3 separate regions of the Mus musculus genome follow, and all the other regions are linked to region 1. A link is a loop called in an ENCODE intact Hi-C map of the cell type or tissue named here. Cell type or tissue: heart. All regions are shown on one strand.

Region 1 (8,000 bases):
ACTTTAATTTTTTCAAATAAACCTACATTAAGTGATTTATAACATAATTCTATTAACTATAAATCTTTCTTATATGAAGATGCTTTGAAAATATAAAAACTATTTTAAAAATAGCTCTTATTCAGTTTTGGGTTTTAAAATAAAGGAATCTATGCTTTCAAGCCAAACTTTCAGAAAGAGATTGTCTACTGTTGACTGTTCTGTTGTAGGTAGGTTAAGATAACCCTGCCCCAGAGCTTGTTTCAGAAATGGGTGTGGCACCTGATACAGGGAGGGATGGTTCCGCTTACAAAAGCTCTTCTCTGGCTCACGTCATGGAAGGTTGGCTAACTGTACCCACCACTAGCTGAAGTTTGGGTCAACACTGAGGAGAGCCCTATAGAGAGGTGATTAAAATCATCGGTGATCCTGCCAACATCATTAAGTTAGGAATTAACCAATCAATGGCAGCCCTTTCATTGACTAAGAATAGATAACAGAGTGAGTATAAACAGAATCAGAGTAATCATAAATTACAGCTAAAAATTTCTATCATGGGGGTGAATTACAAAGTCGAAGAAGTTCTGTGTAACGTATGGGTAATAAAGGTATTTTTAATTCCAGTAGTGTTGTGAAGGAGGAAATTATGGGAGAAGCCTTCTCAGAGTAAATCTTTGGTGAAGGGTTCTTCGACTATGGGGTTGAGGGTGGGCCATGCCTATTGGGCAGAGGAAACGGTGTCTAATCAAAGCAGCGTTCTGAAACAGAGTTCCAAGGCCACTCGTATTAGTAAAGAAAGTTCTACGGGTGCCTCACAAGGTCTGTGGTTCGAATGGGGACTGAAATAGATGGAGCTTTGTGAAATACAGATGCCTCTCCTCTGTCTCCCTTCTCTCCCAATGTTTAGAGTATGAACCTTTAGTTTGGCTTTGATCTGGTCATAGTGCCATGGTCTGTTGACATCAGCCAACCGGTTCCTCTGCTCTTCAGTAAGAGTCCGTGCTCCCAGCTCAAATACAGTTTCTTTAGATCATTTCTCTCTCCTACAACTTTCTTGGTCTGTCACGGACTACCTTCCATTCTTAAGTCCTGCGAGGCGCTGGTTCGGGGTGCAGCCTGCTCACTCTCTCTACTGTGGTATGAGCATGGCTAATCAGATCCATTTCATTGGCCTGAGCTAAAGGACCACATTTTTTTCTTACCTTCTCACCTTCTGACGTATGTGGTCAGTATCTGTTCAGACCACATTTAGGGAGAAATGAGGAATTTCTGAACAAAGACAGCAGGGATGCCATAGAGAGAATAAAAATGCAGCATGGGGGAAAATCATTGATTCTTAGTCAATGATTTCAATTATTAAAAAAGTCAATTTAACAGTAAATATTTACCAAGCATCTACCATGTGTGTCTTAGTCAGGGTTTCTATTCCTGCACAAACATCATGACCAAGAAGCAAGTTGGGGAGGAAAGGGTTTATTCGGCTTACACTTCCATATTGCTGTTCATCACCAAGGAAGTCAGGACTGGAACTCAAGCAGGTCAGGAAGCAGGAGCTGATGCAGAGGCCATGGAGGGATGTTCTTTACTGGCTTGCCTCACCTGGCTTGCTCAGCCTGCTTTCTTATAGAACCAAGACCACCAGCCCAGAGATGGTCCCACCCACAAGGGGCCTTTCCCCCTTGATCACTAATTGAGAAAATGCCTTACAGTTGGATCTCATGGAGGCATTTCCTCAACTGAAGCTCCTTTCTCTGTGATAACTCCAGCTGTGTCAAGTTGACACAAAACTAGCCAGTACAATGTGTTAGCTTTCTCTAGGCTGATGTGCAATGAACAAAACCAAAGAGGCCTGCTCTCATAGAGCTTGTATGTCGAATTAAGGACAGTAACCCAAAACACATTCTAATTGGAAAATTTATTTTAAGAGAAACCATGGAGAGCGTTGCTCCTGGCATTTACCAACTGATTCTTCAAACTATGGTTTTTGCCATGCTCGCCAATTCTGTGGATTATAAATGGGGAGGAAGTAAAGATTCACACTTCTCTCTGCCACATGATGTCTGAGCTGGGAAGGCGCAGCGTTGGAGGCTAATTCAGTAGCTGAGACGGGAAGTGCTGGCAGTCATCTTCATTCACGTATGAAGGCTCACACAGGTCACCGACTGGGAACCTCCGTGGGTGTTGGTGGCAGGAGCAACTCCACGTGGCCTTTCCATGTAACCTGACTTCCTCACAGCCTGACAGCCTCAAGGTAGTGGGACTTCCACTGAAGCTCAGGGCTCTAAAGGCGTGTGTCCTTAGAGAAGCTGAAGGGAACTGTGCGGTCTCTTCTGAGTGGGCCTGGCAAGTCACGTGGTAGAAAACTCAAGAGAGTGAAACCCCAAGTCTGTGGAAGCCATATGTAATGGTTTGTATATTCTTGGACCAGGGAGTGGCACCATCTGAAGGTGTGGCCTTGTTGGAATAGGTGTGACCTGGTTGGAATGGGTGTGTCACTGTAGGTGTGGGTATAAGATCCTCACCCTAGTTGCCTGGAAGTCAGTCTTCCACTAGCAGCCTTTGGATGAAGACATAGAACTCTCAGCTCCTCCTGCGCCATGCCTGCCTGGATACTGCCATGCTCCCACCTTGATGATAATGGACTGAACCTCTGAACCTGTAAGCCAGCCCCAATTAAATGTTGTTTTTTATAAGACTTGCCTTGGTCATGGTGTCTGTTCACAGCAGTAAAACCCTAGCTAAGACACCATATCATGCCATCATCTGATGAGATGAATGCCAAATGATTTGTCAACACACACACACACACACACACACACACACACGCACGCACACCAAGGACCAAGGGGCAAACTGGAGTAAGGTTGAAGAGCTTTAAGTTCCATGGGGGAAAAGAAAGTAGTGTCCAGGATCTGTTCACTTGCAGGACGAAGTCTGACCAAGGTCTCTTGAATCTTGGGGAGGAGCACTCGATTTAGGCAGAGGGACAACAGATGAAAATCACCGAACCTTGAGTAATGGAGGAACTGGCTGGTGGTGAAACGGGAATCAATATCCATATCTAAGACCTAGCAGAGGAGCAAAACTGACCTTGGAGCTGGCTGGCTTGCAGGATGAGAGAAGAAACAGGTGTGATTTTAGGACCAGACAAAGGTAGAGGGAGGCACAAACGCTTTCCAATACTTATTTTTGGACTAATACACTAAGTCCTGCCATTCAAACTTTCTTCCTGTTCAGTCAGTCTTTCTTAAGATAAAAATGTTCCTAGCAGGGCATCAAATTGAGCCACTGGCGCTTGAGTGAAAGGAAGTCAGGAAGAGAATATTTCAAAAAGGAAGAAGCCCCTAGGAAAAGGCCACCTTCAGTGAATTCTAATTTTGGTGGACTGTAGCGAGAAGTGATGGTGGGGAAGGGTGTGTGCAGGCATCTTTGACTTGGTTCTGTTTTGAAGTTTATGGTAGGTCATACCGAATTTGTTATGGTTCACTAAAAACAAATCGGGTGGAGATACATTCTTGAAGCAAGTGTCAATCTAGTCTTGGTAGCTGCTCAGAAGGAAGTGCTAATAAAATTGATAGGACCTTAGCGCCACCTGGTGGCCAGTTAGTGAAATGCTTCCATGTACTAGAAGCATCACTTTAGCATGTAAAATCAAGAGTCATTTCCTGGATAGTTACACACATGATGCACAGTTCCTTTTGTGTAACTAGTTTTAACATATCAGTCTGTCATCTATCCAAGTAACTGAGGCTATATGGAGGCCTATGTTGGTGGGAAGTTGGATAAGAGAAACTAGACAAACAGATATAGACTGTTAGCTCTTTCCTGCTTAAAACTCACAGTTTTGCTTTGCTTCTTCTGAGTTAGCTTCAATTATAGAATTTTCTTTCTGAGGAATTAAATAACAATAAAAGTGATGGTGATGATAATCGTGGATCAGGGGGAGTTGTTTGAAGAAGTCAGAGCCCCACTATTGATTGAATGCCTTTTATTTCTAAGTCCCGAGTAACCAAATTATTAATATGTAAGGGAGTATGTGAGGCAGAACTTGAAATGAAGAGTTGGTTAAAAATTGTAGCACACATAATTGGAACTACTGTACTGGCAATGGCTGTCTCGTAGTCACTTAAAACATTAAAAGTGTTGTGCACAAGAAATCCTTCATGGCTGGTAAGGTTTGGATATTTGTTTGAAGGCCAGTAAATCTCAGCAGACGACAACAACAGTATAATGTTATTATGACAATGTAGGGAACGTTTACAGAGATGACTTCAGCGCTCAGAGCATCAGCCCAGCTGAATCAAGTCCGTGGCCCATCGCCAGGCTCCCATTTACCTTGGAAACAGAAAAGCAAGAAACGCTGTAACAGGGTTTGAAGCAGCACCTCGTAGTCCATCTTTCCACAGGAAGAAAAACGATAGGAGTAGGCCAATGCTTCTTTCATGAGAATTTGGATACACGTTATATTAATTAAACATCTTCATTTCACTGATGGAGAAACTTAAGCCAGCAGTGATTAAATTACACCGCTATTTAGTTGCAGAGTAAGGCCCATGTTTTTTAATCCTGGTCTACTATTCATTTCACTACAACTATTAATAGAAGAACCCTTCATGTGGCAGAAGAGAGCAAGAGAGCCAGTGGGCCACCCTTATAGCAGACAGTGTGGGTATGTCCAAGAAGATCATGTAAGTGTAAACTGACGGAATGCTACATCTCCACTAGTTTTCTTTTCCAAGACAAGGAGTCTCTGTGTAGTCCTGGCTGTCCTGGGCCTACCTCTGAAGACCAGGCTGGCCTCAAATTTATAGAGATCTGCCTGCCTCTACTACCAAGTGCTGGGATTAATGGTGTGGCCATTTCTTGTGTCTTGAGAGATTCATTTTCTTACACAATATCATTCTGAGAATTATAATCAATACTCAGGTATAATTGTTATCAGCCACTGGGGCAAGTTACAAAGTGGTCATTTTTTTTCTCAACCTGGGAGAACTTAACCACAAACATTTTTATTCATCGGGTTCTAGAATTGGCAAACCCCAGACATTAGCTTAATTTGGAAAGGGGGCCGCATTCAGCAACATGGAATTCAGTAAAAAGGGAAACAAAATTACAACCTATTGTACTTCGCTTTGATCGTACTTGAAGTTCTAGCAAGGTTAAAACTGTGAAACAAGGTTTACACTAGACAGTCCGTGTTCTTTCAGAGTCACATGTACCTTGCAGAATAGTTTGACTGGGTCTGGAAACGTGTACAGCCATATCTTGAGACTCCTAAAAGGTCAAATGTGTAATCGAATGGGCAGACACATCTGTAGTTGTTTTATAGCCGTGCGCTTTATAGCTGAGGACCATGTAAAGCAGGGGTCCTCACCCTTTCTAATAATGGGACCTCTTCATACAGTTCCTCATGTTGTGGTCATTCCCAACCTTAATATGATTTTGTTGTTCCTTCCTAACTTTAATTTTGCTAGTATTCTGAACCGTAATGTAAATATCTGCGTTTTCTAAGGGTTTTCTTAGGAGATTCCCGTGAAAGGGTTGAAACTCACGGGTTGAGAACGGCTAATATAGAGCTTTTTCTCCTGTGCAGTCGGTGCCATCTTAAGACGTCTTGGCTTATCTCAAGAGTGCTGTGTAAGCACCATCTCCAAGTCCCACCGCAGCCTCCCACGCCCTGGAGCAAATCGCTTCTTTTCTGAATGCCACATTCTTAACTTACGTTGGGATGATACGGGTTTTGCGGGACCGCTGTATTAGAGAAGTGTGCACGCGTGAGGCGCCTTCTTCCAATTTCTGAAGCACAGTACGCACTCAACTGAGCCAGCCACAAGAAACTCAGTGTCAAGGACGAGATCGGTTATGATTGTTCTCTCTGATTCAGTCCTATGAAGCCTAAAGAGCGTTCTTTTTGCCCTCTTAAAGCCCACATCCCACTGCCCGAGTAAAATCTGAAAAACAAACAAACAAACAAACAAACAAACAAAACCAAAAACCACCCCCCCAAAAAAAACACAATGGAGACTTCCCTTTATTTTGTTTTACTAACCTATTTATTTAAATATTTTTCATAACCCGTGTGGAATTCTTTTTCATGTTACTGCTTTTTTCTTTCTTTCTTTCATGACTTACCCCTTAGAGGGGTTCTAAGAACCGATCCCTGTCAACACAGGGATCTCAGAACCTCAGGATGGTTATCTTAGGCACTGGAGAGGCAGCGCAGTCACATGGAGAGAGAACCCTGGAAGGGACGTCTCAGTCAACCTTTGTCACAGAGCTTTGCAAAATAACTACAGCAGGGCGGTGCTTGCCTGGCAGCCTAAAGGTTTGGCTTCACAGCTTAATCCTGTGTGCATTGGGGTAGGGTGGGGGGGGGGGTTGCAAACCAAGTCCAAAACTACACGTTGCAAGAAATAGCAATACCAATGAATGGATAGAAATACTCTTTGTGGACAACTAATGTTTTGGTTTTTTTCCAGACAGGGTTTCTCTGTGTAGTTTTGACTGTCTTAGAACTTGATAGATTTGGTCCCAGGCAACCTAAACAGTGTGATTCTTGCCGTCTTAAAAATCGGTGTCCCATCATCCAAGAAAACTTTGAGAAAGTCTTGTAGACTAGGCTGGCTCCAAACTCAGAGATCTTCCTGCTTCTGTCTCTCAGGTTTGGGGATTAAAGGTGCCAGCCGCCAGGTCCATAGCAGACACAATGAGAGGGGGCTCAAGTAGCCATGACCCACCCACTTGGCTGTGACTGTCCTTCATGCGTTCATCTACATCTTGTAGTTAGCTTCTTTATTATTAACATTATTGTTATTTTATATTAGCTTGAGTTTCCCCTCAGCCTACATTTTATTTTCTACACAGCTTTCCAGGCCAAGAGAGGGTTCCTTAAGCCTTCTGTGTCTGTAACCGGTGATGGTACCAGCTAACGTTACCTGGCTGCTGCCTCCGGAGACACAGACTCCCTCCCGGCTTAGTTCTGCAACCCCGTGTCACCAACTAATTATTCTACAGTGAAGGGAAGAGAGGGAAGGCTTTTAGTGATGAGCATGCCTGGGGTACTCTGGAAAAATGCCAAGAAACCTGTGACTCAAGATATTCAACCTTCACCCCATGATGGACAGCGGCTTCGCTAATCGCTCAGATCAGGTCAGCCTAAACCAACAGTACCAACAGGAAGCAGCAGGACCCATCACTCATCTGTGATCTGCCATGGGCCGTTCACAGGTCCTGGGCTAGCCAAGCAGAATTCTCTGGAAGCACACCATTACCCAGGCTTCTGACATTTCTGGGTTGCTTTTAACATTTGTGCTTATCTTGGGGAGGGGGGGACCTGATTAGGATCAATGCACTCAAAAGGCACTGTTTATTTATAGAAGTGTGGAAGGAAGGAGGCCTGATAGGATCTCCTTCTCTAGGTTCACACAGCCCCCTAGTTTTCTTAGCTTATTTCAAGCCTATAAACAGCTAAACATAATAGAAATTCAAACCCAAGGCACCTGAACTATTTAAAGCCCCTTATTTAGCAAAACTTAGCATTCCCACCCTTTGAAGAGAAATTTCTTTCTTTCTGGCATCTTAATAGTCCCCCCCCCCAAAATATAGGTGGGTCTCATGTGCTGTAAAGCAAGCTAAATTATTTATCGGCAGCTTACTGCTTGAGGAAAATGTTCTAATATTTCCCTTTCCAATAAGTGGCTATCAGTAAAAAAAAAAAAAATCATTTCTGTTCTTGCTGCATAAAAAAAAAAATAGGTCAAGTAATTTAAGCCAGTCCACTGCAATTAAAATTCAGACACTGCCATTGTCCCTTCTGTTTAAGGGGGGGGGGGGGAAGACAAACACAACACGTGCGAATAGGGTTTCATTGGCTCAGGCCTTTGATGTGCTGTTTGGTGTTCTCTTGCTGAGGTTTGCCTCAGCCTGTCTGGGAACGTAGATTTTGCCGATAGTGGTATAACACTGAGCTGGTAAATACCATCTCTGAAGCTACAGGAAATAGTCCCTTTATGCAAGCAAAA
Region 2 (8,000 bases), 480 kb before region 1:
TTTTTTTTAAGATTTATTTATTATTATAATATCTAAGTACACTGTAGCTGTCTTCAGATGCACCAGAAGAGGGTGTCAGATCTCATTATAGATGGTTGTGAGCCACCATGTGGTTTTTTAAAAACATGTTTATAAACACGATTCCTAGTACATAAGAATCCTATGAAATGATCCTGCCGTCAACATGCTTTCATATGAGAGGAAACACAGTCATAGCGTGAGATAGGACTTTTGAAATGTGCTTCTTTACACACGTTAATAGCGTGACATTTCACACATTCGTTAACATCCTTAAGGGGCTTCTGTAATACAAACTGCTTCATGTAATGGCATGTGTGAGGAGATTTCTAAACTAGTTAGAATATACAGGGTTAGAATCGCAGCAAGTCAATCCTGCTGGAACGATTTATATTGTGACTAAGTGCTTAGCCTGTGCGGCTGCTTTGAGCTTGAGCATGAGTATGAACTCTACATGCCATTCTGTCTGTCTGTCTATCTATCATCTCTATCATCTGTCTATCCATCTATCATCTTATCTGTCTATCTACAATCCAGCTGTTGTCCCCTCTCCCACAGGTCCTCATCCCATTCCTCCTCCCCGAGGCCTCTGGGAGAGTGCTCCCCCACCACCAGGCCTCAAGTCTCTGTAGGGTTAGGTGCATCTTCTCTCACTGGGCCAGGGCAGCCCTCTGCTGTATATGTGTAGGAGCCTCGTATTAGCTGCTGTATGCTGCCTGGTTGGTGACTCCTGGAGCTCCCAGGGGTCCAGGTTAGTTGAGACTGCTGGTTTCCTATGGGGTCGCCCTCCCCTTCAGCTTCTTCTACCTTACTTTACTGTCCAATGAGTTTTTCCATATGTTAAAACTCAAGCCTTCCAACTAGACTGTACTTTGGATGGCCATGCCTTTGTCTGTCTGTCTGTCTGTCTGTACTGCTGACGTGAGGTTGTCCTCAGTGTATTTAGATCACTGTGTGAATTGGACCTTGAAAGGTGGGCAGTGGCTGAACAGTTTAGGACTAAGAGGAAAATAAAAGGTCAGGGACATATGCAGGAATTCTGTTTTATTCACAGTTTTCTTAAGGGATGATGAAGATTATAGAAAAGATTATAGAGTTGTGATAATTACTTCAGGTTTGGATTTCATAAGGAAATTGTTTTGCCAAACATGGCAAAATAGCATCTTTAGGGGATTGTTGTAATCCCGTTAGTCTTTTAATGTTCTCATTCTACTGCTTCCTCACCATGGAAACGATTCTTGCTGTATTAAAAATAACCCTGGACAGACCTGATGTTACAGTCTTATAACCCCAGCAGGAAGATTTGGGATTGGACACTACATCACTAGATCCTAAATAAATGTTTTTAAGCTTCAAGTCATCGGCATAGCATAACTCTCTACACTGGGCTCCTGTTCAAACAGTTGTAACACCACAGCTTTCCCTTAAGCCTCTCCTGCCCTCCCTCTGCCCTTCCCTGTCACTTACTCCATTTTGGGGGTTTCCTGGTTACTGAGTGTAAATTCCTGAAATTGAAAAGAAACACTTGCTTTCACATGAAACTCTTCTTAACTGATGAATCCAGACAGAAACTGCACTTGGCAGACGCACAGGACGTCCCCAATGCGTCCAGCAGCTAAAGCGATCCGCAGCCTCCGTTCCTTCCCAGCTGAGTCCAGTAGCAAAATCATCTTCCACCGCAAACTCCGAGTCATGCGAATGCGCGTGCAGTGATCCTGCTCACGCGCCGCTTTCGTCCACGTGCTCGCTGTAATCCACCGCTGTCGGGGAGGCCTCATCAGGAAGTGGGGTACAGAGGTGTGCTGCTGTGCTTGCTTCTGTTGCCTTAAGGGTTATACTTGAAATGCTTTGTGCTAAACCTTCGGTGGGGCTGAAGGATCTGTCCTTGCCGCCACCACGCTGACCCAGTGCCTTTGTGGCGCACAGGTGTCCTGTGGTGGCCCAGCTTCTGTTTACGTCAGACAATCGGTACACACGCAGGTGTGTTTCCCAATGGCCAGTGACAAATGTTGAATAAGTACTTGTGAGATTTGCTATTTTTAATAAAGTGATTGTTTTAAATCGTCATCTCTGTTTTCTGTTTAGAAGACTTAGTAGTCCTCAATCTAGAAGGGTTCAAGTCTCCAAAGTAAACCGTGTATAAAATATGAGGATGTTGTAGGGGGAGGTGCTGATTACCTCATTGGTTCTTGATTGTGTCAGTCAAAGGGTAAAGGTGAGACTTCCGGTCCCAGAAGAAAGGAAAGAGAAAGGAGTTTTGACCAGGCTTTTGGAGTGGGAAGCATGCAACAACCATAAGATCTTGGGGTGGCAGAAACAGAGGCCTCCACCATCAGTGGATGGCTGAAATAGGCTAGCTGGTAAAGTTAGGGCAGGAGATTGTGTGCCCAGCAATTGGGTTACCTGACAAGTTCTAAAGTTGTCTGAGTGTTTTCAAAGGCAGGCAGGCAGGCAGGCAGGCAGGCAGGCAGAGAGAGGGGGTTTGGGGGAGAGATTGATTATGCTGGGCTCGGCAAAGCTAAGGGAATCGGGCTTTTCCAGGAGTAGAGCTAAGCCAGGAGCGCAGGCCGTGTCCTGGGCAAAGCAGGGAGCATGCTTTTAAAATTACACGCACCAGGATTCTGTGCATTCCATACCTTCTGCGTGTTAAATACTGTCGAATGGAAGTCCATGGCTTTAAAGGCAGCCCTTGACTTGGATCCGCATTCCTCCTCCCATTAGCTTTCCACTGTGCACTTACTCAGCTTGAGTTCACCTTTCATTTTCAGTGTAACCCATGAGGCTGTGTTACCAGCAGGCAGTGACTGCATAAGGAGTAATAGAAGCTCATTTTTAATAAACTTTTAACCATGTTTATAGTACCAGACATGAATTCCCTGCTTTGATGAAGGCCTCAGATCCAATCCGAAAGCAGTCGGTGACCCTGTGACAGTCATGCAGTTAGTGCATCAGTGGGCACATCTTGCCTGCTGGGGTAGTATCATAGTACGTACATTGGACTCACCACTGTGCAAGTCTGTAAACTTCTGCAGACTTTTCTCTAGCACTGTAAAAACCAGACTTCAGGAGTGAGATTCCCAGGTCAATTCCAGTCTGACTCTTCTATGTGTTCACCGGTAGGCTCCTACCTTTTAGCTGTGGTGAGTAACTAAAAACAATGATAATGAGTTAGTTGGGGTCCCCCTGGGTCCTTTCTGACCAGTCACTCATAGGGAGGTGTCCCATACATGACACTGAGAATTTCATGTAAAAACTGTATTCTGGCAGAACATTGCCCACTCACTCCTGTTGGAACTTGTTTTAAAACTGTTAAAGTGAGTTTACACAGCATAAGGCCTTTTCATACATTCTTGGTTGTGTTTGACTCCCCTCTACCCCCTGCCATACACCACAACACTCATTCCTGCTTAACTATACTCTAGCAACACCCCACACACACACACAACACACACTTCCATAACACATTTGCTTTGTGTTCAGCCCCTTAAGACCTCCTAGCCCTTATATGGCTGTTTCCTGACCTCAAAAACCCACACAAATCTAAAAATGTGAAGCTAGGGCCCACACGTGAGAGAGTCATTTGTGCTCTGGGCCTGGGTTATCTCAGCATCCTATTCTTCAGTTCCATCCATTTGCCAGGAAATATCAGGATTTCTTTTTCCTAACGTCTACATAAACTGGCATCATGTGTGTTTAGGCTATTCATTTGTTAGCTGATGTCAGTAGAGAAGGAATCCCTGTGTTAGACTGTAGAATCCTTTGGGTGTATGCTCAGAAGTGGTACAACTGGGTCATACGATAGTTCTTTTTTTTTTTTTAAAGATTTATTTATTTATTTTATATGAGTACACTGTAGCTGTCTTCAGACACTCCAGAAGAGCACATCAGATCCCATTACGCTGGGAATTGAACTCAGGACCTCTGGAAGAGCAGTCAGTGCCCTTAACCTCTGAGCCATCAGTAGTTCTAATTTCAGCCTTTGGAGACCCTTCCATATGGATTTCCATAGTGGCTGCAGCAGTTTATATTCCCACTAACAGTGGGTAGCCATTGCCCTTCCTCCATAGGCTGCTCAGCATGTAGAGGCCTGGAGATAGCCATTCTGATTAAGGTAAGACAGAATCTCAATTTTAATTTTCCTTCATGCCTAGCCACTCTTAGAACATAGATGTTGCAAAATCATTGTATTTTATTGAGTTATAGATGACCTCATAAAATCTACTGTTAGAGCAAGCTATTTTAACTTCGTTGTGTCTCCGTTCAGACTTCATCCCTGGATCTTGTTTAGCCTCACCATTCATAGGATTTTTAACTTTCCCATGCTTGAAGTATTGTGAAATCTTTCTGTTAAATTCAAAAGAAGTGGGAAGAGGGTGGCTTTACGATAAGTCTGCTCAGGCATCTTGACCAAAGCAATTAGAATCATGTTGATGTTCTGTCTTTCTGACTCCTGTATTAACTAATACTGTTTAAAAAAAAAAACTTTAAAATTTTTTGAGGATTTGCTAAAGATGAACATGAGAAAGGGTAAGAAACGTTACCTTTGCCATCTCAGTGCTTTAAAATTGCTGGCTAGTGTAAAGCTAAGCAGAATTTGGCAGACAGCAGCTGTGCATTTGTCACCTCTTCCCAGCAACTTGAAGGCCCTCGAGATCCAGCTGCAACTGCCTGGGACCGGCGGCCAGCAAAAGAAATCCACCTAGAACTTGAGAGAACAGAGGGAAGGTGACAACCTTCAGGAGCCTCCTGAAGCAAAGACCGAGGTTGGCCACTGGAGTGCAGCACCGAGCAAGGGACACCGGACCTGTGGGGCGTGGTGGCAGCGTGTGTTGTCTTGTGTGTTGTCTTCCCTATGGAGATGGGGGCACACGTGCCCCACCTGCCTCCCTAGGCTGTGATCTGGAAAACTGCCTTCATTTCCTGCACAGTGCCAAGAGGAGACTGCTGCCTGGCCAACGTGCTCAGCCCTTGGCCTCTCCTCGAGGTAAAGCTCTTCCCTTCTTGGAGATGTCTTTTCCTTGGGGCTTCTGGAAAAACCTTGAGCAGCGCTCCATGGTCTTGGAGACCTCTGTCAGGGTCACGTTTGAGTTGGGTGGTGGCAACTTTCCTCCTCCAGAGCACTCTAGAGTGCTCCAGCACTTTGGAAAACACTAATATTTCACAGGATCCCAGATTGGCTCATACCAACTCCCCCACCCACCCCCTGTCTCTTCTCACTCTTTTTGCTACTCTGGAGTCCAAAAGATGTGGGACGAGGCTGTATGGCTAATAAAGACGAGACTAAGGCTCTATAGTAACTGGTCTGTTGTTCTCAGGTTTCATATGCTAGATTTTATGACTATGGTGAATAATTCCGACACATTGCTAAATGTTTATCTCTTGAGAAGTACTGGCGTTGTGCTTATTAATAAACATTGCTCCAAGTATCAGAACAGTTTCCTGGCACGGTCTGTGTTCAAGTTCACTCAGTTCAAGCAGTGGTATGCACATCCTGCCTGTGGCGTTCTGGCTTCAGGAACTTTGTTGTTTGTGTTGTTGAGGGGCCTCAGAAATGGTGTTCTAAAAACACTAATTTTAGGGGGAGAAAAATAGGAGTGAAGGAAATTTTTAAAAATGTTAGTGCAGTTACCTCTTGTTTTGATTTAGTAGCTTTAAGTCAGTGAGCATAATTACCATTTAAAATACCAGTACAAGTCTCATTTTTCCTTAATTTGTCTGTCTGTCTCTTTCTCTCTGTCTCTGTCTCTGTCTGTGTGTGTGTGTGTGTGTGTGTGTGTGTGTGTGTGTGTGTGTATCTAAATAGCTCAGCCTAGTCTCCAATTCACTGTGCTGGTTTTAACTCCAGATCCACTTGCCCTCACCTCCCAGAACTGGAGTTACATGTATATGACACTACGCCAGCTTATCAGCTTTATATGGGTGAAATCAGGGTTTCATGCTTGCTGGCCAAGCACTTTCACTTTACCTACTGAACTACATCCTCAGCCCCAGGAATTATCATTCATGTGTGTGTGTGTGTATAGTATGTATATGTAGTCAATGGTGCTTCAGTGCACACATTCCCTCAAGACATCTCATCACTTCATTGCCTATTATGTCCTGCATATTTAATATAAATATACACACTGGCTTGTACTCACATTAAATTATGCTCCCGATGTGGGGAAATGAACTTGACTGGCATTGTGTTTCCTTTCCGATTTTTCACATTTTTGTGTCTTGCAGTTCTTCCCTGTAGTCGGTAGACGGCCCCTTTAGAAGATGTTTTTGAAGGAATTACACTTCAGACACTAACTGAAGCTCTTTCCAGTTTGCATGTGTGAGCTGTAAAGTGCCAAATGCATTCACCTCTCTGCCATCTAATAACACTTAAAAAAAAGTATTAAAAAAAGTATTGTGTGAGCTGGATGCGGTGTCATACCTCTTTAATCTCCCCACCAAGGAAACTGAGCCAGGCAGATTTCTGTGAGTTTGAGGCCAGCCTGGTCTACATAGTGAGTTCCAGGACAGCCAGGATTATGTAATGAGAGTCAAACTCAAAACAATAAAATTAATGTGTGTGTGTGTTCTGTCTGTCTGTCTGTCTGTCTGTGTGTATGAGCACTGGGATACCCAGAGCCCAGAAAAGAGTTGAAATTAGAAGTACCTCATGTGGGTGCTGGGAGCTGAACTCCACAAGAGTTGAGAACAGAAAAGCTGAGCTATCTCTCTGCCGTCTTGTTTATGAGATGCTAACTGCAACCTCTGCAGGAATGAAGCAGGACTGGGGGGATGCAGCAGGACTCCTGCGCTGCATTTCTCCACCTACAAAACAAACCACTCAGGGAAACAGTTCCTATTTATACGAACAGTGAAGCAAGGCTCTCTATAGACCAGTTGGTGCCCAGCCAGTTCATCTCTTAATCCAGGTGTAGTTGTTCAAAAAAGAAAAAGGAAACAAGACAAACACAACAGTTTTTCCTTCCCACTCACACACTTGCTGAGTGCAATACTTCGTTCTGCTCACCAGAATGGGAGCTAGCTCTCTACAAGTCCTCCACTGACTCCCAACAGGGCTCTTGCTGTCTGATCTGCTCCTGACACTGTCTGCCTGGAGTTAGTGCATAGGCTATGCTCATCAGCTTTCTTTCATTGTAGCACATATTCAGAGTCTCTGACTGAGCAAATGAACCAGGCTCCCATGACCGCCTTTCTGCATTTTCATTAACTTGCTAGATTTCCCTACAGGCATCAGATGCAGGGCTCAGAGCTGGCTCAGCACCCAGCACCGCTGGCCTGGGCTTGGAAGGGAATCTCTCCTTAGTCCGGCTTTGCACAAGTAATTTCCAGCTGACACTTGCCTGAGATGCCCTGAGCTGGAGGCCTGGTTAAGCTGTACTCCTAACTCCCAGACACCGGGAGATACTCAGTGTTTGTTACAGTAAGCCACTGACCGATTGGGGAGCAGTTTGTGAGAACTAAGCAAACACTGTGGTGATCCCATCAGATAACGCACGCTCCGTGAGCACTGCGTGGAAGTGATGAGGAAGATGCTATGTGTTATTTCTTCTTCTTCTAGCAGATTGACCAGCATGCCGAAGCTTCCACAACATTGTACACCGCAAGAAATATTAACTCTGATCAATTTTCCAGTTATATTTAATCACAGATCCTGCTTCTGAGGAAACAGCTGCTAGTGTCTTATAGAATTACTCTTTGGACAATTACAAAATGCTGGGACAAGAGAACAAATCATTTGGGAGGCAGAAGTAGAACTGTAAGTTCGAGGCTAGCCTGAGTTACAGAGTGAAATGCAGTCTCTGAAAAGGGAAAGAAATTATGCATTAAAAGAGCAGTGACTGCAAATCTGTCATCTCTCCTGGTCCAATAGCTACTTAGGAAAACGGACACTGTATTGTACTTTTGAGACAGGATCTCTTGTAAACCAGGCTGGTCTGGAACTCACTACAAAGTGCAGAGTGACCGTGAACTTCTCAACATTC
Region 3 (8,000 bases), 140 kb before region 1:
GAAGAAAGGGACTTTATGTGATTATAGAGGGTCAAGAGACCAGCATGGTGAGTAAGCATGGCAGCAGGCAGCAGGTCACAAACAGGAAGTCAAGAGAGCAAACTAGAAAAGGGAAATAGTTATGAACTCTTTAAGTCTATCCTCAGTAACATAGTTTGTCCTGCAAAACCGCACCTCCTAGCCCTCCTCAAACAGTGCCTCCCACTGGATTTAACATGGCTTACAAGATTAAGATTCTAGATGTCCCCAGCGATTGAGTTATAATTGTTTCTGAACTAAGTTTGTGTGGTGTTTTCCTTCACTTAGCGGCTTGGCTGGGCTCCAGAGAGAAAGGTATGGTGGCAAAGTGTGGGTTTGCCTGATGTGTACCCCAAAAGGACTTGGGAGTTTTGAAGTATGGGGCTGGTGTGGTAGCGACCTGCCAATGGGCACTTAGTGAGCAAGTTGGAGAGATTTCAGAGTTCTGAGTCAGAGAGTCTCCATGAGATGAGAACAGGTCAGCCATTGCCTGTGGCTTGCCTGCAATAGCATGGATTTAAAAAAAAAAAAAAATTTCCTGCAACAGGTGGCAAACCAATGAGTTGGGCAAGAATCCACGAGAAATGTAAGATTATTAGCCTGAGAAGTAGAGTTTTATTTTCTAAGTGAGAGAAAGGTGGTGCTGGGACTAGTCACATGGACTCAAGCATGGGAACTTCAAAACAAAGAAAGAGGGCTCTGAGGTGCCCTGCTATAGAAAGAGACAAGATGGCTGCCCTTGTCAGAGAGCTAGAGAATGGAAGCTGCCTACATCTTGGGGCAGATATTGATTTAACTGTAAATTTATAAAATTGGGATTATTTGCTTTTAGGATAGATTTATATACAGATTTTGTCCAAATCACATGGGGAATTTCGCCTGCAGTTTGGAACTAGGATAGAGAAAATTAGTCACTGACTCCAAGTAGAGAGGGCAGTGATAATTATCTGCTATGCACAGGTAGTAGTAATGTCTGTGGCTCCAGGTAGAGAGCTCAATAGATAGATGGCGTAACAGGATGGCTGCTCTAGGCAGAGAGCTTAACAAGTAAAAACTACCTGCTTCCTATAGGCAGATATTAGTGAAAGTTTGAATTAATTGCTTTAAAGATGGTATAAAGATATATTGCTCTAATAAGTCTTACAGGATACTCAAATTCTGTCTAGTGTGGGCTCCACAGAAATTTTGGGTTTAAATCCTGGTTTGACTACCTGCCTGCTTATAAGCAGGTATAGATAGAAGTATGAATCAATTGTTTTAAAGATGGTGTAATAAGGTCTGCAGGATAACTAACTCATATTCTCTAATGTGGGCTCCATGGAAATTTTGGGCTATTATCCTGCATGGCAAAATAGAAAAGGCTTAAGAATAGGCACATACAATATTTTAATTTACTTCATTTGTTTTGAATTGTTTTAATTTTCAAAATGGGTGTGATGTTGAGTTTTGTGGTTACAATACTCATCTTTGAGAGAGGTCAAAATAAAGGGGTTTTTTTTGTTGTTGTTGTTTTGTTTTGTTTTTTGGTTACTGGCTCAAGGATATGCAGATTTGGGAGAAAGGTTTTGTCTTTGCATATTTAGAAAAGGTGATTAGTGTCTATACACCTTCCAGAGTAAAAAGGTCAAATAGGATGAAGGGAGACCTCCTGAAGAACTAGACTCCAGAGAATCAAACCAAAAAAAGTTATCTTGATGATATTAAAGTTTTGTTTTGAATAGACGGCCTTGGTGAGTCTCATAGTCAGACATGCTGAACTGAGTTACTTGAACTCCTGATGTCTTGGACTTTCAACTTGATCAAGTCAGGACACAGACATCAGAGACTAATTCAATCCTTGGTGTGGCCTTCTTAAAGCCAACCAACCCCCCCATTTTCCCTACCCTTTCCTCCACCCCTTCAAAAATATCTCAATGCCCATATTCCACTTGAAAAGAGTCGTCGTCCCAGTTCCCTGAGCTTTGGGGCTGGAGGTGGTTATTCTAAGGTTGTCTTTCTAAGGAATTTAGAAATGGTCATAATTGGAACAGGGAAGAAACAGCCAGAATTGATTATATAGCCATAATCTCATTTGGTAGAAATCTTTATAATTGTTACTAAGTTGAAGTCATAATTTTTTGTTTTTGTATAGAATTTATTTTGATGCAAAATCAAGGTTTTCATTAGTATAAATTTCTTATATTGATACACAAATTTTAGAAGTACAAAGCTTGGACCCAATCCTTCTGTTACTGTTATTATAGACTGATCTGAGATGTTTAAGCCTGTGAGTTAAGGGCCAAATAGCAAATGCATGGCTCTAAGTGTATTATTAGGGTGTTCTCAGATATTTTAATTAGAAATAGATGAGGGTAGTTAACAGACAATAGTCCAGATTATTTTACATAGATAGTTGGTTTTCAAAAACATTAGAAATCCACAGAATGTGACATTTAATGTTATTTATTCATTTGTTGAGACAAATCTGCTCCTAAAAGCTTCCCATTCATAGATTCAAAGAAGCAGCTAAGCATTTATACCTCCCGGTGAGGTGATACATTGTGGCTAGGTGGCCACTGGGCAGAAATTGCCTACCTGTCCTGCAGACCTGTACTGTCCTTGAGAGGATGAAAGGTATAGGTTAGGACAGCTTAGTTCTGCTTGGACAGAATAAGGTAGTCCTTAATAATTCCTGTTTTTCAAGATCTGTCAGCTGATCCTGGGCCAGAAGGCTGAAGCCTGATGTTCCAACTTCCTGACTTTCTGGGGCTGTATAGGTAGGCAGCTGCCTCTACAATTTGTCTCAGTTCTGAAAGCTGTGTTAGGTTTCCTATATTTTCAGATAATGTTGGTCATTTTCGGATTTCTGATGGGGTTGAAAGACTAGTTATAGTCTCATGGTCATTGCAGACTATTTAGCATTGAGTGAATATATTTGAGAGATAGTTTTCAGATAATATACAAGCTAACCAGGAATAACATATGGATTTATAAACCTTTTTAAAAGTTAGATAACAGAGTGTTCTATTAATTATGGACTGGGTGTTAGGTCTATCTTGTATTTTATAAATTACAAAGTGGTAATAGTTGTGCACAATTTATATTTGAAAGAAAAGGTTTGCTTATTTGGACAGAAAGGGTAAAATGTAGCAGAATTTTCCCCCAATTAATTTAAATGTTAATACAATAAGAAGCCTGTGATTGGACAGGGAAAAGGGAGGCAGAGCTAAGATTTTCAGAGACAGAGACAGGGATAGGAAGAGAGAGAGAGAGAAAAGGAAGGAAGAGGAAGGAAGAGGAAGGAAGAGGAAGATGATCCAGATTCTGAGTGACTTTAAATAGCCACAGGTAGCTATGAATATCATAAAAGGACAGAATAATTGGAATAACCTGTCTAATCTAGGTGGGCAGCTTGTATCATCAATTGGCTCTGAAATTATTGTGTGGGCATCTGGTGAATTGAGAATTTAATGATATAGAACTCTAATTAATTATAAAAAAGACAAAATATAGCAAAATGTTGAGGAACTCATTACAGCTTTTTAATCTAAACTTGGTATCAGGAACAATACAATCCAAGAAAATGTAGAAAGTCCAGACTTTCCCCATCCATCCTTTGAGTCATATGTTTGGACCTAGGATAGCTGCAAACTTACTTAAAACATTGTGCTGTTCTCTCTCTCTCTCTCTCTCTCTCTCTCTCTCTCTCTCTCTCTCTCTCTCCTCTATTGTGCAGTTCTCCATCATTAACTCTATATGACATGGTCATATTACAATGTCAAAAATCAGGACATGTCTGCATGCAGCTGAGCTCTGTGAGTGCAGTCTGTTGTCTAGGGAACAGATGTCTGCCTTCCAACTTTCCTTAGCCTTTCTGCTGTAGGCATTTACACTTGTACTTTTGTGCCTCGCACAGTGCCTAGCACAGGGTAAGAACTTAGGAGTCCATTCACTGTTGGATGCTGCATTTGCTGAATTGACCTGGGATACAGCTTAGGTCCTAACTACAACCGGTTTTCATTTGCAGAACAGAATACACTTCCTGCGACCCTCTTCAGTGTGGCAGCAGCAAACAATTACTAACTCTGGCAGAAGAGAAGACCTACTTAGTTGCTGTACAAAGGTGGTTTTCAGTTCTGTTGCCATGTACAGCAGTCCTGCCAGATTAAGTGACAATCTGTCTGGGACTGGCTGCAAAGACAGTTCTGCCTCTAGTGGTTCAGTAGGTGGCACTGCTGCTCTCTGTGTGCTAAAGGTGGCTGCCTTGCAGAGGCTGTGTCTGGGCAGGCAGGAAGGCAAGCCAGCAACTCAGAGGAGTGTTTTTAGGCAAGTGGCAGCACAAACCCACTATGAATGTGAGGGAAAAGCCACTGTCATCTGCCCCTGCTTGCAGTTTGGGGGGATGGGCCTTAGAATCTGACAGTGAGGTTGGAGATGTCAAAACACGAAGGGACCTGAGGGGACTAACATAAGCAGGCTACAAATCAGATGTCTGTTCCCTGCGGGCACAGGAGGAGGAGAAGCTGGGAAGCTGAGCAAGCACATAGGCCCCTCCCTTGGGGGGAAAAATGCCAGTTTATTTAACGTCTCATCTTTCAGACTGTCTTGAATTGGTTCAGATTTTTACCTTGTTGGTCACTTTGATCCGTAGTGTTTTATTTTCTTGCTGATAGAAGAGCATTAGGCCTTCTATGCAGTATCTCTGTTCGACATGTAGTCACTTAAACCCTTTATTTCCCGACAGCCACATCTCAACTGATGTTACGCACTGAATGCTTGATGCCCTGCTAAGTTTCTATATGGAAATTCTTACCTCCAACATGATGATGCAGAAGGGTGTGGCGTTTGGGAAGGAATGAGATCATGAAGACATCGGCCTCACAAAGGGAGTTAAGATCCTCATTGAAGGAGACCTCTGTGAGCTCCCTAGTTTCTTTCTCTGTGTTGCTACAATATGAAGATGGCTGCGGGTGAGGACATGAGCCCTCTACAGACAGGAAATCTTTCAGAACATGACTAGTGGACTTCCTGGACTCCAGAATTAGAAGTAATATCTTCTGTTTGTTTATCACCCACACAATCACTGGTATCTTTGTCACAGTAGCCCCAAAGGACAAAGACAATCGACAGCATGCTTTCTTTTTTCTACCTGACTCAAACTTCTATCAAACTCATATGCAAAGTAATAGAAAAGTTTGAGTCAATGGGATGCATGTTTTGCTAATAATTTAGTTAATGGAAGAATTATCTGCCTTATTAACAAGTATGCTCCTTTAAATGTAAGAGAGCACAAAGCAACTGCTGGGATGCTCTACTTGTCAATCATTGTGGCTGAGCTTAACAAATGCTTGTCATGTATGCTGTCATCATGTCTCTTGCTAGAATAGGCACTATTAACTTGGTACATTTTTCACCTAAACCACCTGTGGTCTCAGAGTCATTGTCTGGTCTCACAAATGACATTATTTCCACTGTACTAGGTCATGACAAAAATCTTAGCAAAATTAACCAAATAATATTCCACAATTGATTCTTAGAGAAATAAGAACTCAGGCCAATTTAGTGGGGAACCATTTAACTTGAGCTCAAGGGAAATGTGATCAATTATCAGAATTTTAGGATGAAGAGATTGATATTCAAACAGCAAGCTTGCCAATGCTCACATGTAATCTTAGCACTTGGGAGGACAAAACTGAGAGGCTAACTATAAATTTGAGGGCAGCCTGGTCTCCATAATAGCAAGGTCCCAAACAGCTTATACTATACACAAAGAAAAAATGAAAAAGAAAGAAGAAGAGAAAGAATGAAAACAAAGAGCAATAAAATGAGGGAAAGGGGGTGGGGAGAGGCAATGAAAGGAGCCAAGAGGAGAGGAGAGGAGAGGAGAGGAGAGGAGAGGAGAGGAGAGGAGAGGAGAGGAGAGGAGAGGAGAGGAGAGGAGAGGAGAGGAGAGGAGAGGAATTCTGCAGTTTCTTCTATAGTGACTACGTGGCTGGAACTGGTTAATGAAAGAAGAGAAAGTGACTTTTGGACTAGTTTTCTTCTTCAAGGCACTGGACTGAGAGGCTGGGAAACTCGTCAAAGCTTTCTAGTTTCATGCAGCGTCAAGAGCAAAAGTTGGAGTTTAGAGACAGCCAGTGGTTTAGGATCCGGACTGCAACATTCCTGGCTCTTAGTTTGGACTCCAAAATCACTTCACCACAGGAGATAGATAGCTCTGAAAAGGCTGGAGCCCAGCTTCAGACCATTCAATTTATGACTAGGCAGGTTAAGTTTCTCACCTTACCTGACTGTTGGTTCACATTCCACAAGTTTTATTATGTTTTTAATTAAAAATGCCCAGAAATCAAATGTGCTTTCTTCTGGTATACTTATAGGCAAAACTATTGAAATTAATATAAAATTTCTCAAGCAATCAGATGTTGCAATAATTAGGCATGGCTTTAAAATAATTGTGCCTAGAACACTCAATTAGAAATTTAAACAAGAAAATGAGACCATAAGTCAAGTGGAATATCTACAAGTAGAAACTCTGGTAAATGGAATTAAGAGCTCAATGGATTATATAACAATAGTTTAGATAATAAAGACTGAGGGGCCCTAAATTAATAGGATGATGAATCAGAAGATAGTAGAAATGTATGAAATGCAGTTGTAATGCCCAGTAGGCTTATTGGAGCAGGAAGTTGAAAAGACAATGCAGTTCATTAGACATTATTAAGTCAAAGATGAATGTTGAAATCCCTATGGTAACCACAAAAAATATGTAATGAAATACTATGACTAAAAGTAGTTAACGGAAAAGAAATGAGATAATAAAAATAATATGTTAGTGGCTTAAAAGAACATAAAGAAAGTTGAAACACAAAATAGATGGGACAGCCATAAAATAAATAAGTTAATGTTTAATTATACATATTAATTATATCTAAAAAAGGGACAAATCTCAACTCTATGTGGTATAGAAGTCTGTGTTGTAAAGTAAAATAATTCAGAAAAATTGAAAGCAGTAGAGTGGACAATATTAAAGCATGCAAATATTAACCATGAGAAACTCACATTTGCATTTTATCAGATGAAGTAGACATTCAGGCAACAAGTTACTAGTTTTATGAAAGTATATTTTATAATAAAATGATCATTTCAAACCAAAGTTACCACAAACATAAATTCATATACCCCTGGTAATATGTAAGACAATATTTAATAGAACAAAATGGATAATTAGAAAACCTGAAATAATAGTAGAAATTTTGACTCACAGCACAAGTGGCCAAATAGATTAATAAGCCTGAAGATTTGAATAGCATAGTTTAGACCAATGGTTCTCAACTTGTGGGTTCTTAACCCTAAGGGGGTTGAAGGACCCATTCCCAGGGCTTGTATATCAGATATACTGCATATCAGATATTTACATTATGATTTATAACAGTAGCAAATTGAAGTTATGAGGTAGCAATAAAAATAATTTTATGGTTGAAGGGTCCCACACCATGAGGAAGTGTATTAAAGGATCACAGCATTAGAAAGGCTGAGAACCACTGACTAAGAGATGCCTGTGCATACAACACTGTACATGGCACAGTTGCCAAAACTGACCATGAGCTGGACTATGAAACTCCAACATATTCCACATGATTTAGATGCATATGTTGTATCGTTGATAAGTGTAGCAGCATTAATCTATTAGTTAAAAGCTAATATATGAACATTGTAGATACTTATGTATTAGTTCTTAAAATGTTAAAAGATACATGAAAATAATTTGAAGTTATATGATAACATTTTGATTAAAAGTTCTGGGTTATACTTAAAACCATTCTTTAAGAGTCTTAAATGCCTGAGCTAGGAAAAAAAAAAGAGAGGGGGACAATCAATGAAGTTGAAAAACCAGAAATGAGGATTTAGTGCTGTGAGAGAAGACTAGTGTGGTACATTGAATGCGCATGGCCTCCATAGCCCTGTAGATTTGAATGCTTAGTCCCTAGTTGTTAGAACTGTTT

The links. Hi-C counts contacts between places; a loop is a spot of excess contacts. Peaks named below come from ENCODE experiments on the same cell type or tissue, not always from the same donor. Only the 100,000 strongest peaks of a DNase experiment are listed, where the experiment ranks them.
Region 2: it touches region 1 in a loop (5-fold over the local background); 11 of 42 quality-filtered maps call a loop at or near these places.
Region 3: it touches region 1 in a loop (11-fold over the local background); 36 of 42 quality-filtered maps call a loop at or near these places.

What each region holds. Positions count from the first base shown.
Region 1 is chr10:17,728,819-17,736,818 of GRCm38, reverse strand. No RefSeq gene overlaps it. Among named protein-coding and RNA genes, the nearest start is that of Cited2, 9.6 kb to the right of the region's middle. In heart, a CTCF peak has its summit at 3,573 (motif pointing left); no DNase peak of the experiment used is centred here.
Region 2 is chr10:18,207,761-18,215,760 of GRCm38, reverse strand. Ect2l (epithelial cell transforming sequence 2 oncogene-like) reads left to right here and starts at 4,934. Exons shown (of 22, transcript NM_001370991.1): 1 at 4,934-5,002. It overlaps Ccdc28a (coiled-coil domain containing 28A), which reads left to right. Exons shown (of 6, transcript NM_144820.4): 6 at 1,583-2,085. The coding sequence ends at 1,637. In heart, a CTCF peak has its summit at 4,804; a DNase peak (open chromatin) is centred at 4,920; H3K4me3 peaks cover 355 bases.
Region 3 is chr10:17,866,389-17,874,388 of GRCm38, reverse strand. No RefSeq gene overlaps it. Among named protein-coding and RNA genes, the nearest start is that of Gm20655, 35 kb to the right of the region's middle. In heart, a CTCF peak has its summit at 4,213 (motif pointing right); a DNase peak (open chromatin) is centred at 4,288; H3K27ac peaks cover 523 bases.